Regions from separate parts of the Homo sapiens genome. Here region 1 is linked to region 2. A link is a contact called in ENCODE Hi-C or POLR2A ChIA-PET data. All regions are on one chromosome and are shown on one strand. Each heading gives the region's core, a stretch centred on a gene start or an enhancer-like site at or near the end of the contact. The rest is flanking DNA. Distances are from core to core; before and after follow the strand shown.

Region 1 (6,377 bases), core at 2,035-4,534, 120 kb before region 2:
GAAACATCCATTGAGCAGCCTTCTTTCCTTTCACTTAATCAATTTCAATGTATTGTGGTAGAGGTCTTTGTGATATTCCATTTTAGACTATATGATCTTTAGGAATGCTTAACCCTGCTGTGCCAAAGACCAGGGGAAGGCTGTGTATTCAAACTCATTTGTTCTCTGCTTTTTTCTTTTTAATTATTAGTAGTTAACTCTAAATGAAAGTATAGAACTGTTTAGTTTGAGCAAGGAACACTATTTGTTGGCCTCTGCTTTCTGTTCCCCTTCCTTCCCTTCCCTCCCTTTACTGTGGCATCATGATTCTTCCTTCCTGTATTCTTGGTCATTCTCCCAGCACCTCACTTTAGCCCTACAGTGGAGATTCTTCTGTTCACTAATAACTGCAGTGGTGTCAGTTTCAGTAGATCAGCCTTCGTCTTCCTTTGCTTGAATGGAGTGTTTAACATGCTGGATATCCTGCCTCTTTCTGCTGAAGCATCTTTCCTGGGGTCATTTTGACTTGCTGCTTATATAACTATTATGTCCTTTGGGTTTGTGATACTTTATATTATCAAAAGCAGCAAAAGATAGTAATAGAAGTAAGATTTTTATTACTCTCATTCTATGAATCAGATGTTATTATCCCATTTTAGAGATAAGTAAATTAAGAGAGTGGTTATACCTGAAGTTCCAGAGTTATTAAATGACATGACTGGATTCAAACCCAAGAGAGCCTGACTTCAAAATCTGTGCATTGATCTCTACTGAGTCTGAAGGTTACTGACCCAGTGAACCAGTCACTGTTCTGTTTCTAAGAAACGTTTAGGTTCTGGCTCTTGCAGGGATCTTTATAGTCCTGTATTTGCAAAAACACCTCCCACCTCCATGCTTTCCTTTTACCATTTAAAAATGTTTGTGAAGATCTTTTTTATCTTTTTTTTTTTTTTTTTTTTTTTTTCTGAGACGGGGTCTCGCTCTGTCACCAGGCTAGAGTGCAGTGGTGCGATCTCGGCTCACTGCAGCCTTCACCTCCTGGGTTGGCCAGGCTGGTCTCGAACTCCTGACCTCAGGTGATCTGCCCGCCTCAGCCTCCCAAAGTGCTGGGATTACAGGTGTGAGCCACCATGCCCAGCCCACATTTTGTTTTTATATTCTGAGTATTATATAGTAAAAAAGGAGAAGAGTTCATTGATACAGTCTTTTAAAAACTGATCTCAATGATATAGTAGGAAAAACACTGGATTAGGAGATAGGGGTTTTAAGTTCTAATCCTGCCTGGCTGTGCCCTTAACTAGCTGTATGAGACTAGGCAACATTTACCATTTCCTTCCCAATTAAATTGAGGTAGCCGTACTAGATTTATCTAACATGCCTTTCATTGCTCACATCATGCGACATTAAGCTTTAATTAGAAAGCTTTGGTTTTGGGACCTCTTTGTTTTCCCATAGGCTTTAACCTTGTTTCCTTTCTTATTGCCCAGCAGGAATTGGACTAGAGTTGGCCAAAGGTGGGATGAGGAGAAGAGGTAGGAATCTTACAAGAGTTGGTTGGAGTAAAGTTATTGACAGGTGGGAAGAAGTATTCCTGTGACTCTGTGGTTGTTCCCTTGTAAGATTTGAAGGAAAGTAATGAGTCAGGTCTTAATAATAGTGCCTCTATGTTATTTCCTCCACCCCATTATCTTTTGTCAGAATTGATTAGCAAAATGCACTTACCCAAGTATTTTCAGGGTCCCTGTTTGGATAGTCTAAATAACGTTGTTCTTTTTTTTTGTTTTGGAGACAGGGTCTCACTTTGTCACCCAGGCTGGAGTGCAGTGGCACAATCTTGGCTTACTGCAGCCTCGACCTTCTGGGCTCAAGCAATCCTCCCACCTCATCCTCCTGAGTAGCTGGGACCACAGGTGTGCACCATCACGCCTGGCTAATTTTTTGTATTTTTTGTAGAGATGGGGTTTCACCATGTTGCCCAGGCTGGTCTCAAACTCCTGGGCTCAAGCGATCTGCCCACCTCGGCCTCGCAACATGCTGGGATTACAGGTGTGAGCCACTGCTCCCTGCCTTTAGTTACCTTTATCAACCTATGGTCCTAAAGGTAGATTCATTGAACTTGCCTGTCAGTGCTTAAGGATCAGTCCTGTCTTAGTTCAGACAAGTTAAATTCAGGGTTGCATTCTGTCAACTTTGTTTCTAATCAGTGGATGATCAGATGATATTTGGAGAGGATTTTTAATATATGTGAATCTTATGGTGGCATTCTGTTACTTAATAAATACTTTAATTTCTTAGCTTTTTTCCCCATATTCTCCATAATTTTTGTAGATAGATGCTCAGACGAAGGCAGCAGTAGCACATGGATAATCAGAGTTTTTTGTTTGTTTGTTTTAACATTTCTCGTTAAAGTATAATGTTCAGCAATGGGGACCAATCTATACTCCTCATCTGTAGTCTGTCAATAAATAGGTTGCTCCGACTTTAAATTCTCAGCTTGAATTGTTTCTTTTTTGTGTGTGGAATTTATGACCCTCTGTGATGTTGACCCTACCTAAAGCAAGTAGAATAGCTACACCAGCAAAATGAAATACCATAACAACAACGTATGCTTATGTTTATATAGTGCTTACTGTGTGCCTGGCATGGCATTGAATAAATATATATATTTAATAAATAGAGTTGGGGTCTCGCTTTGTTGCCTACCTTGTGTTGAACTCCTGGCCTCAAGTGATCCTTCTGCCTCCGCCCCGTCAAAGTGCTAGGATTACAGGCATGAGCCACTGCTCCCAGCCAGCATTGAATATATTTTTTTTTTTATTTCATCCTGAGAACAACCTTATGAGGTACTTTCAGGTCATACTTTTATTACCCTCATTTTATACTAGAAAAATTGTGCTTTAAGATGTTAAGCAAATTGCCCAAAGTGCAAAACCAGTGTGTTGGAGCTTGAATTCCAAACCAGATCTGCCTGAGTCAAGCTTTTCTTTTATGTTCTTATTTACTAAAGGCTTCTTGAACAGAAGTATGTGAGAGTTGGGCACATGCAGCTTGGTCAATTCTATGTAAACCCGGTCAGATTCTGAGTAGTGTAGATCTGATAAAGTCAATGTGAATTTCTTATCATTCGTTGCAAGAGACTTAATGTAGCAAAAATCAGTATCATAGGAAACGAGATGTTACTGTGGTAGGCACACTGTTCTCTCTCAGCTACCTCATTTTTGTTGTTATTGGTGGTGGCTATTGCTCTGGCAACTACAAAGGCAGCATTTACTTGACACGGCGTGTATGCTTAAGGCAGAACACTGACTGCTTTTCATTGCTGGCAAATCCGGACTTCATCAGTACTGGCTACCTGTAAGGAATGTGAGCATGTTGGATTTTAGAACAGGAAAAACACAACTTCCACCTCATTTCACAGTAGAGTTCACTTAGGGATACAGACTTTTTGGTGACAGTAACTGTTACTTTCTGCTTATTAATTCAGATACTTGCATAATGCTAACCTGGTAGATATTGTCAGATGACAAGCCTTCCTCCTACATGTTCTCTATAAAAGAACTGCTAGTGACAAGCATTTTATTATATTAAAAATTCTACTTCATACTGTTTTAAGTTAAAATGTATTTATTATGAAGCCAATATTGTGAAATGTTTTTTTCTTTTTCCAGAATGTGGTTTTTTTTTCTTGTAATGGACTAAGATGCAGGCTTATTGTGTAGAATGAGGAGCTATTGCCCAGATGGACCTTAGTGAAAGTAACTTAAATAAGCAAGTAGATTTTGCTTCTGTTTGGGAAAATGATCTAAGACGGATGCTGGTATTTTGGGCAGGTGGAGACTAATGTTTTATCTCAATGTTTGCAACTTAAGTTCAGCCTACTTAAGGGCTGTCCCTTAAGGGTGTCCAATTGTTTGGCTTCCCTGGCCACACTGGAAGAATTGTGTTGGGCCACATATAAAAATACACTAACACTAACAATAGCTGATGAGCTAAAAAAAAAAAATTGCAAAAAAGTGTGATAATGTTTTAAGAAAGTTTATGAATTTGTGTTGGGCCACATTCAAAGCCGTCCTGGGACGCATGTAGCCCACAGGCTGGGTTGGACAAGCTTGGTCTAGAAGTTTTCTAGATTTTACTACAATGTTCAAATGGCAAACTTTAAAAGTGGGGAAAGGAATTTTGGGTGAGATAAAAAGACAGGTTTGAAAAAGCATACAAGTTCAGGGAACTGCAAATGGTTTCTTAAGACCAAAGCGCAATGTCAGTGTGAAGAAGTGGCAGGCAATGGGAAAGGATAAATCAGTGGAGCCCAGACAATGAAGGAGCTTTGTACTTGATGCTGAGGAGTGTGGATTTGTTTCTGCAGATAATGGGGAACTTCTGATTTTTCTTTTTTTAGGTGGACAGATAGAATCAAGTTTGCTTTTGTTAATTCATGTGACAATGTAGAAGGTGGACTGAAGGTAGGGAGAGTATTGTATTCATTGGAGACTCATTAATTGTTAGAAGACTATTGTAATCATTCAAGCAAGAAATAATGACCTAGGCCAGGTACAGTGGTTCATGCCTGTAATTTTAGCACTTTGGGAGGCCGAGGTGGGAGAATCGTTTGAGGCCTGGAGGCAGGGTCTTGCTCTGTTGCCCGGGCTGGAGTTCAGTGGTGTGATCATGGCTCACTGCAGCCTCCAATTCCTGGGCTTGTGATTCTCTTGTCTCAGCCTCCCAAGTAGCTGGGACTATAGACGTGAGCCACTGTGCCCAGCTCAAATTACTTTATTTTAAATTTTTTTTTTTTGAGATGGAATCTTGCTGTGTTGCCCAGGCTGGAGTGCAGTGGGGCGATCTCAGCTCACTGCAACCTCCACCTCCTGGGTTCAAGTGATTCTCCTGCCTCAACCTCCCAAGTAGCTGGGAATATAGGTGCACACCGCCATGCCTGGCTAATTTTTGTAGTTTTAGTAGAGATGGGGTTTCACCATATTTGTCAGGCTGGTCTTGAACTCCTGACCTCAGGTGATGCACCTGCCTTGGCCTCCCAAAGTGTTGGGATTACAGGCGTGAGCCACTGCACCTGGCCTCAGATTACTTTTTATACATTGAAAGATGACCTAGAAATTAGTCAAGACATTAATTTAGATAGTCATACAGTCAAGTGACATAAACCTCAGAGAAGAGGAAGGTTTCCGTGCTATCGCCCCACCCACTAGAGTGGAAGAACTTTGAGGGAGATAGAATAGTGATATTATAATCTAGTTCCTATAGATAAAGAATGTTTGCCAAGAAGGTTAACTTCTGTAGCTGAGCTCCTTTGCTGAGAAGATGAAGGAACACTGTTTAATGGATAGATTTAGTCTGTGATTCTCTGTGGAGGTGATTACTGTCAGTTCTCTTTATCCTAGCAGCATTTGGAAAACTGCAGCTAAGCAACCCGTCGTCATTTCCTAATGTTACTATAATCTGGTGTCAATGACTAATGATCTCATTGGGCTAGTTATTCCCTTCCAGCGATGCTGGCATCAGGAAGCACATTAATAGTCTGTAAGAAATGCATTCATTAAAAACCAGGTAATCACTTTGGAGCTGGTCCTGGCAGTGTCTGAATAAATTGGACAAGTTAGAGAAAATCTTGAACCTGAAAGCTACTTTGTCTTTCAGCTTGGTTTGGGCAAGGTAGGAAGAGATGAATCAGTTATAATTTGATGGGATCTAATGTTACTTTTATAAGATACATCACTTTAATATGATGCTTCATCATTAATGTTTTAGTAATCTGACAGCATTAGACAGAATTGATATTCCCCTTATTTTATTATTTCTTGGCTTCATGACAGAACTGTGCATTAAAAGGCACTTAAGATTTTAAAAGGGATATCTAAGAAAGTGGTTAAAAAACAAACAAATCCCAAGTGGCTTGATCTGACTTACAAACTCTAACAATGTGTAGCTAATTGCAGATAGATTTTATTATTCACAGTATTGTGTCAAGTCTCCTGTGCACATCTTCTGTATTGGAGCATAAGTAATGGAGATGTTATCTTGCCCAACATTAGGTTTGAGGAAGTCGTTTTTAAGACAGAAATAGTAGAACAGTGTTATTCCATACTGTACTTTCCCCTTTTATATAAGCTTGCTAAAATTAAGGTTGGGCAATAGGCCCTTGAGCTAAATGTGACCTGATAGAAAGTTTTAGCAACAATGAAAAAAATTATAACTATCTAATATACATATCTAATATTAGATATTTACCTTACTTACATATCATGCACAATCAAACAAATGGCAATTATAACTACATTCTTTTTTACTTGCCATAATGGAAAAACTTTATTAAACAAATTATGCCCACTGTTGCTCTGGGATTTGGGGACTAGGTAGGCATGATTTCAATGGAAAATAAT
Region 2 (7,270 bases), core at 2,817-5,316:
AAAAACTGATCGAAAGTAAGGAAGTTCAAGAAATAGGTGTCATTTTTCTAATAAATGGATATACATGGGTCAAAACCTTTTCTTTGTGGTCTGTCTCGGGTTGATAAACTTGGTAAAACTGAAGAGAAAAGCCTCTCAGTGCATGTTTATTGATTCCTAAAGAAACTTTTCTTATGGGCTCCATCTCTTTGCGAAAGTGTTCCAGGCCATCTCCCTATGGCCTCTATGTTCAGTCACTGAAAGTGTCTCACAGAATTTAGAGATATAAAGAACTTTATTTCTATTCCAGGATATTCTGATTACAATAATTTGCAGAAACCACTAGGGTTGGAATTTATAGTTAAATGGATAATTCTCCACCTTCTTTTCTGATATCTTACTGTTGGAATATCATTTTTGAAATTTTACTGAAGTGTGGGACTTCCATTTTTCTTCCCCCGAGCAACTGAAAATAAATGTTTCAAAACATGACAGTTTTTTCTTAGTGCCATTGTGTCAAGAGAAGCTAATCTCAATGCTTATTTTTTATGAGTCGGATCTTACTGCAGTCAGTGCTGTCATAGGTTAAGTTCCAAGGTTGTGTATTTTCTTTGTTTGTGTAAAACTGTGGCATTGACTACATCCTTGTCAGGCTTGGTGGCATGCACCTGTAATCCCAACAACTCAGGAGGCTGAGATGGGAAGATTGTTTGAGGCCGGGAGATCAAGGTGGCCAGCCTGGGCAACATAGCAAGACCCTGTCTCTAAAAAATAAAAATAAAAAAAATAGCCAGATGTCACTTTGGGAGGCCGAGATGGGCAGATCACGAGGTCAGGAGATCAAGACCATCCTGGCTAACACGGTGAAACCCCACCTCTACTAAAAATACAAAAAATTAGCTGGGCGTGGTGGCATGCACCTGTAGTCCCAGCAACTCAGGAGGCATATTATCGTTTATGAGGCAGGATAATCATTTGAACCCGGGAGGCGAGGTTGCAGTGAGCCGAGATCGCACTGCTACACTCCAGCCTGGGCGACAGAGCGAGACTCCATCAAAAAAAAAAAAAAAAAGCCAGATGTGGTGGTGTGTGCCTGTAGTCTCAGCTACTGGAGAAGCTGAGGCAGGAGGATCACTTGAGCCCAGGGGTTCGAGGCTACAGTGAGCTATGATTGCACCCAGCCTGGCCAACAGAATGAGACTCCATTTCAAAATAAAAATAAATAACTAGTCCTTTAACTTGGTATTTAGAAATGTTTATTTCTATTATAGCAGTAATATGTCAAAATTTAATGTATAGAATAAAAGCATTCCAATCCTTATAACACCATTGTTCTAGCAGTACCCAAAATAACAAAATTTCAGTGCAACAACAAAATCCCTGTATTTTGTATTATTATAGTTAACATTTATACAATCTCTGAATGTATCTATAGGTTAGCACATTTACTGTATGTTATTTATATATACAAATGTCATTTTTTTTTTTTAAGACAGAGTCTCACTCTGTCACCCAGGCTGGAATGCAGTGGCACAATCTCGGCTCACTGCAACCTCTGCCTCCCGGGTTCAAGTGATTCTCCTGCCTCAGCCTCCTGAGTAGCTGGAATTACAGGCACACGCCACCATGCCTGGCTAATTTTTGTATTTTTAGTAGAGACTGTGTTTCACCATGTTGGCCAGGCTGGTCTTGAACTCCTGGCCTCAAGTGATCTGCCTGTCTCGGGCTCCCAGAGTGCTGGGATTATAGGCGTGAGCCACCATGCCGGGCCCAAATGTCTTATTTTGAGGACCATTTGTCTATTTGTTTACATTTTTAAATAGTGACTATGTTAAATAAATAGGTTTGATCTTAGCTGGCAGTTGACATTGACAGTGTTTCTTGAGCGTATTAATAAAACATCATTTTTAGGGCTTAGTCCACAAGCAGAGTGAAGATTCCTAACTCTGGCTGGCTTCTTAGCAAAAGAAGGTATCTTGGCAGAAAACACCCCTGGTTTCTTATTGATTTACTTTTTAATTATTTCTGCAGGGATCATAGCACTGCAAGATAGTCACACTGTTCTGTCCATGTTATAACAAGATCAGGACATTATAACAGACTTTATTTTCTTTTCATGAGGAAAAACAGCATGTTTTGTGTGCAGTTTGTCTTTTAGGAAAAGGCAGGCAGCATTAAAGAGGTGCTCTGAGACAAACATTTTTTAAATCCAGAACATCTAAAATACAGGGATAGACTCTTATCAAAGCCATGTGGCTCCATCCTGAGATTGCTGTTGCAGGCCATCCATTGGTCTTGTTCTGTTTGCTATAATAGCATCACTTCTCCCCCAGGGCTGGTACCCGAGCTGGACAAAGTGAGTGGATAACAGCATCAAGCAGTGTATTGCATAGCATCCTTGTTCTGAAAACTTTAAGACTTTAATGTCATTTAACTTTTAAAAGGTTTTTGTCAAGTAATTCATTTTCCATAGAAACATGTTTCAGAGATTTAATCGCCAATTTATTTTTGTTTCCTTTTTAGATTTTGAAATTTAGAAAAAATAGAACCCTCTTTGAAGTGAGAATTGTGCCAGAAGCAATTCATTACTAAGAAGTAAACATTTTTAAGAAGTTTGTTTAAATTATTGAAAATATAGAACTCTTGGGCTGGGTGCTTTAGAATTACCTTTGAACACACCTACCATTGACTGGACCAAGTACATAAGAAACTAGATCATCCCCTTCTTCTGAGCACCTGTAAGCAGCATGCACTTTCTTGCCTGCAAGAAAGCCTTTCTGTGCCTTCTGGTACACAGATGTCTTCTGTTTCCACCAGCTCAAAGCAGCTTTATGTGGTCAGAAAGAATCCATGACTCAGTTTCTTCTATGCCATTGCTCACCACAGAGCTGGAAAGGATTGTTTTGCCATGTTCTGTTCTTTGGTGTCACATGCAGGGTTTCAGGGACAAATGGCTTTCCCTCCTTCATAGGATCAGCCTGAAGAGTCTGATGATCTGGTTCCTTAAATTTTTACCTATCTCCTCTTATCTTTGATCCTTGATTCGGGAAGCCTTCTGTTTCAAGCCTTCCATCATAGTCTTCATCACCTTGCAACAACTAGAGTATATAAATAAGTTTGCTCTACCACAGTGTATTTAATCCTCACCAGCAAAATTATGAATAAGACAACGCTCCCCATTTAGTGTTCTCATGTCCCTGCCTCATTAATCCATCCAACTTGCCGTCTCCCCTTAAAGCTAGTTCTTGGTCTTTGCACCATCTATTTGCCTGGCCCATTTTGTACTAACCTAGCTTGTGGGTGATTCTGTCATGATGGAACCTGTGAAGATGACATGGCATCTGATCTGCCAGAGGAGAGAATTGTTTTGGTTTGTTTTCATAACCCAGAATACCAATAATGTGTTTATTTTAGGTACCATGTAGGTTAAGAGCTCCCTGGAGTAAGACTGACCAGAATTTGTATTCTGCTTTGGCCTCTTATTATCTGATCAAGTTTCTCAACTTCTCTGATTTTAAATTCTCTTTGTCTATAAAATTGAGATAATAGTATTGGGTTGGTTTGTGAAGTAGATGCTTAAATTAACTTAAAGGGTTTAGCACTTTGCCTATCATGTAAATGGTCAATAAATGTTAGTAATGATTAAATAATATTGTTGAATGAATTGCTCTATTAGTCTTTCATTCTCTTCTTCCCTATTTTTTTTACTCTTTTCTATGTATCTTTCTCTCATTTTTGCTCTCTTGGTATGCCAAAGGGACATTACTATTTTCAGTCAAATCCACACGGCTTATGGAGAAGACTTATCTCCCAAGAATTGTTTTGGTTTGTTGTAACCACTTAGAGAAATTTGTTTTATTATCAAGGACAAAAAAAAAGAAAAAAAATGTTGCTTTCACAGATACGGACTCACACTGGCTATGTCAACTTAATTCTCATTTTAGGACCCTGCCCATACAGCAGCTCTCTCCCCACAAAGTCATCCAAATGCCTGGCAGCGCAGCAGGGCAAGGCCTGTGCTGAACATCCTCTAGTTAACGTTCTGTTGGCAGATCAGGTTTCCTGGGCCCACAGTGACTCTCACTGCGGAGACCGCTTGGCGTCTTGCATGGAGCAGATGAAAGCAGCTCTGAAGGGAAGCTGCTTCTCTGGCACACACAAGCAGAGGAGCATATTCTTGCATTGCCCAAAGTGGTTCAGTTTCATTTAGCATCAGAGGCCCTGCCTTTTGGGTGGGAGCAAATAATGGGGCCCTTTTATTTTTTATTTATTTATTTATTTTATTTATTTATTTTTTTAGAGACGGAGTCTCGCTCTGTCGCCCAGGCTGGAGTGCAGTGGTGCGATCTCGGCTCACTGCAAGCTCCGCCTCCCAGGTTCACGCCATTCTCCTACCTCAGCCTCCCGGGTAGCTGGGATTACAGGTGTGTACCACCACACCCAGCTAATTTTTGTATTTTTAGTAGAAACAGGGTTTTACCATGTTGGCCAGGCTGGTCTCGAACTCCTAGCCTCAAGCAATCTGCCCACCTCAGCTTCCCAAAGTGCTGGGATTACAGACGTGAGCCACCATGCCTGGCCAACAGGGACCTTTTAGACAATAAAATAGAGTAGTTCTTGGTATCTGGAAAAGTTGATGTTTTGTTTAATGTGAGGGCTCCATCTTTCCATGCTTGTAAATTGAATGTCCTGTGGGTGATTGTGTTCTTAGGTTTGAGAGCATCTATTCCCCTCGTTTTCACCCTGTTTCCATGTTTTATGTAGAATGGTGTCTTCAAATCTCATCTGAATTTAATTTCATGAACTACATGACACTTAGGAAATATGAATTGATGATGATACTCTAGCTTTCTGCATTTTGTCATATTTTCCATCTGCACCACATATGAAAAATGTTAAATTTCTGTTCCTTGGCACGTTCGATATTATGTAGGATAGTCAAGATTAAAAAGCTCTTGCCCTTGACACTGTAACCAAGAATTGTTTTGGTTCTTAATCTGGGGCCTGTAGACACCAGGGTCTGGGGGATCTATGCAGGCTTCATAGGACATCGTTGAGTAGTCTAAAGTTACATGCAAGGTCTTGTGTATAAATTCTTGTGCAGATTTTTTTTTTTTTTTGGAGAATTTTCAAGGCATCTGAGGCCAAATAATGGTTAAGGATGACTGAATAGAGGTTTCAAGATCCTGAAATTGAACTAGATATATCTTCTAATTAGGAATTATTATGGTACTGTTTTTGGTTTGGTTGTGTGTGTGGTGGTGTTGTTGTTATTGTTGTTTGCTTTTAAGGAAATTGCCTTGGAAAAAATCTGTTTTAAAGCAAGCCTGTAACTGAACACCATTCAGCTTTGGTCATCTTATGCACTAAATTGTGTGTGGAGACCAAAGGAAAACAGGAGAGTGCCATCTAGAGGCCTTAACAACAGTTTGGTCCTAGCCTTCTCCCTACACAGGAGTCTTTAACAACTTCCTAAATTAAGAACACTTTTGTCCTCTTAAGTAACTGCAAACGATAAACATATGTGTCAATGACATTTATAATCTATACAGGTGCTGCTACAGTTGTGGCTCTAGCCTTACTACTCTGGAAATGTAATTTTAATAAAGCGTACTGTTGTAGATGGCATTTACTTTATTCTATAGGAATGTAGAAGTCTTTGAGATGTACACTGCATTTGAATATAGTTTTAATTGTAAAGCAACAACAAATTGATGCCTGATGTAAGAAATCATTTTGATATAGGAACTTTGTTGTATTATCTTTTGAAGTTAGAGTAAATTAAAATAAGAGTAATTTATCTTAGTTACTTGTAGTATTCTTTTCACAACAGTAATATAGAATGGTGTTTGCCAAATGGTATAGAAATTGAAGAGTTGAATTCACCCTAGAAAAGTAGATCAATTTATATCCATGTGGAGATGTATAATAGGGTAGTCAAGAGCACAGCTTAGAAGTCCCAACTTTACCATTTCTTTGCCATGTTGAATATGTTAACTTTCAAAATCTTGTTTCTTCTTCATTTATAAGTGGAGCTAATTATAGTCTCTAAGTTAAGGTTGTTGTGAAGGTTAAATGTAATAAAGTTGGTAAGCACAGTGCTTGGTATATCAAAAGTAGTTTTTTGTAATAATGTCTTACTGTTGTTGTTATTTTCACTGGCCAGTTTTGTTTTCAGGACGGTTGTGATTAAATAGAAGCAGAAAATTTAAAAACCTATAGAAAATTTTATTTTAAAAAAATTTTCACAATTACAATCTCATTTGATTAAATACTCAACAAATATTTATTTACATATTCAGTAGATATTTATGCAGCTCCTAAGTGTCTAGATATAATAACCATTTTAGGTACTGGAGAGTTGATACTGGGTACAACAGAAAGAAAGACATGGGCCTTGCATTGCAGTGGAGGAGTCAGACAATAAGTAAATACATAAACAAGATGGTTTCCCAAAGAAATCATTTGCGTGAAGACAATGAATGTGATGTAATAGAGAGTGACTGGAGGCCCATCTTAGAGTAGATGGTTAAAGAAGAGCTTTCTGAGGAAGTGACGTTTAAACTCTTACCTGAATGACAAGGAGCCAATCATATGAAGATCTGAGGAATGGCCATTTCCACTAAAGGAAAAAACAAACAAAAAAACACATGTAAAGGCCATTGGATGAGAGTGTGTTAAACATGTGCAAAAACTAGAAATGTGCATAGTGGCAGGAAACCAGGTCAGAGAGGGAAGTAGGGGGCCAAGCGCGGTGGCTCACGCCTGTAATCCCAGCACTTTGGGAGGCTGAGGCAGGCGGATCACTTGAGGTCAGTTGTTCGAGACCAGCCTGGCCAACATGGTGAAACCTCGCCTCTATTAAAGATGCAAAAATTAGCTGGGCGTGGTGGCACAGGCCTGTAATCCCAGCTGCTGGAGAAGCTGAGGCAGGAGAATCACGTGAACCCAGGAGGCGGAGGTTGCAGTGAGCCGAGATCGCACACTGCACTCCACAGCCTGGGTGACAGAGCGAGACTCTATGTAAAAAAAAAAAAAAAAGGGAGAGAGAGAAGTAGGAGCCTTGGAGGCCCAGGACTTTAGATTTCATTCTGAGGGTTATGGGAAGAGATTGGAGAGTTACAGGCAAAGTGGTGATATGCCCAAATTTATGCTTTGGAAAAATTCCTTTTGCCTCTCTATAGAAAACAGATTGTAATGGAGAAAGAATGGAAGCAGAAAGACCGGGTAGGAGACTTTTGCAGCGTGTAAGTCAGAAATGGTGGCTTGGATAAAGATGTTGAATTAATGG

What was found. A loop is a pair of places that touch in the nucleus more often than their neighbours do. ChIA-PET counts read pairs that join two places held with the same protein, here RNA polymerase II (POLR2A). Pooled maps may share reads with other maps.
Region 1: a loop to region 2 is called in a pooled map, with 3 times the contacts of the local background. The contact joins two enhancer-like sites. A Hi-C loop is called at or near these places in 1 of 168 maps with a recorded cell type or tissue (PC-3) and 3 of 50 pooled maps. POLR2A ChIA-PET finds 5 or more read pairs at or near these places in 2 of 52 experiments (Panc1 and activated CD4-positive, alpha-beta T cell).

Annotation. Positions count from the first base shown.
Region 1 is chr11:116,999,903-117,006,279 of GRCh38, reverse strand. The region is part of intron 1 of SIK3 (SIK family kinase 3); the gene reads left to right. Among named protein-coding and RNA genes, the nearest start is that of SIK3, 95 kb to the left of the region's middle. Within about 2 kb of position 3,284, at least 4 of the 41 ENCODE cell types and tissues checked have a DNase peak (open chromatin) inside an H3K27ac peak, as active enhancers do.
Region 2 is chr11:116,878,132-116,885,401 of GRCh38, reverse strand. All of the region lies in intron 6 of SIK3 (SIK family kinase 3), which reads left to right. Among named protein-coding and RNA genes, the nearest start is that of APOA1, 44 kb to the right of the region's middle. RefSeq lists a silencer at 5,298-5,347. Within about 2 kb of position 4,066, at least 3 of the 41 ENCODE cell types and tissues checked have a DNase peak (open chromatin) inside an H3K27ac peak, as active enhancers do.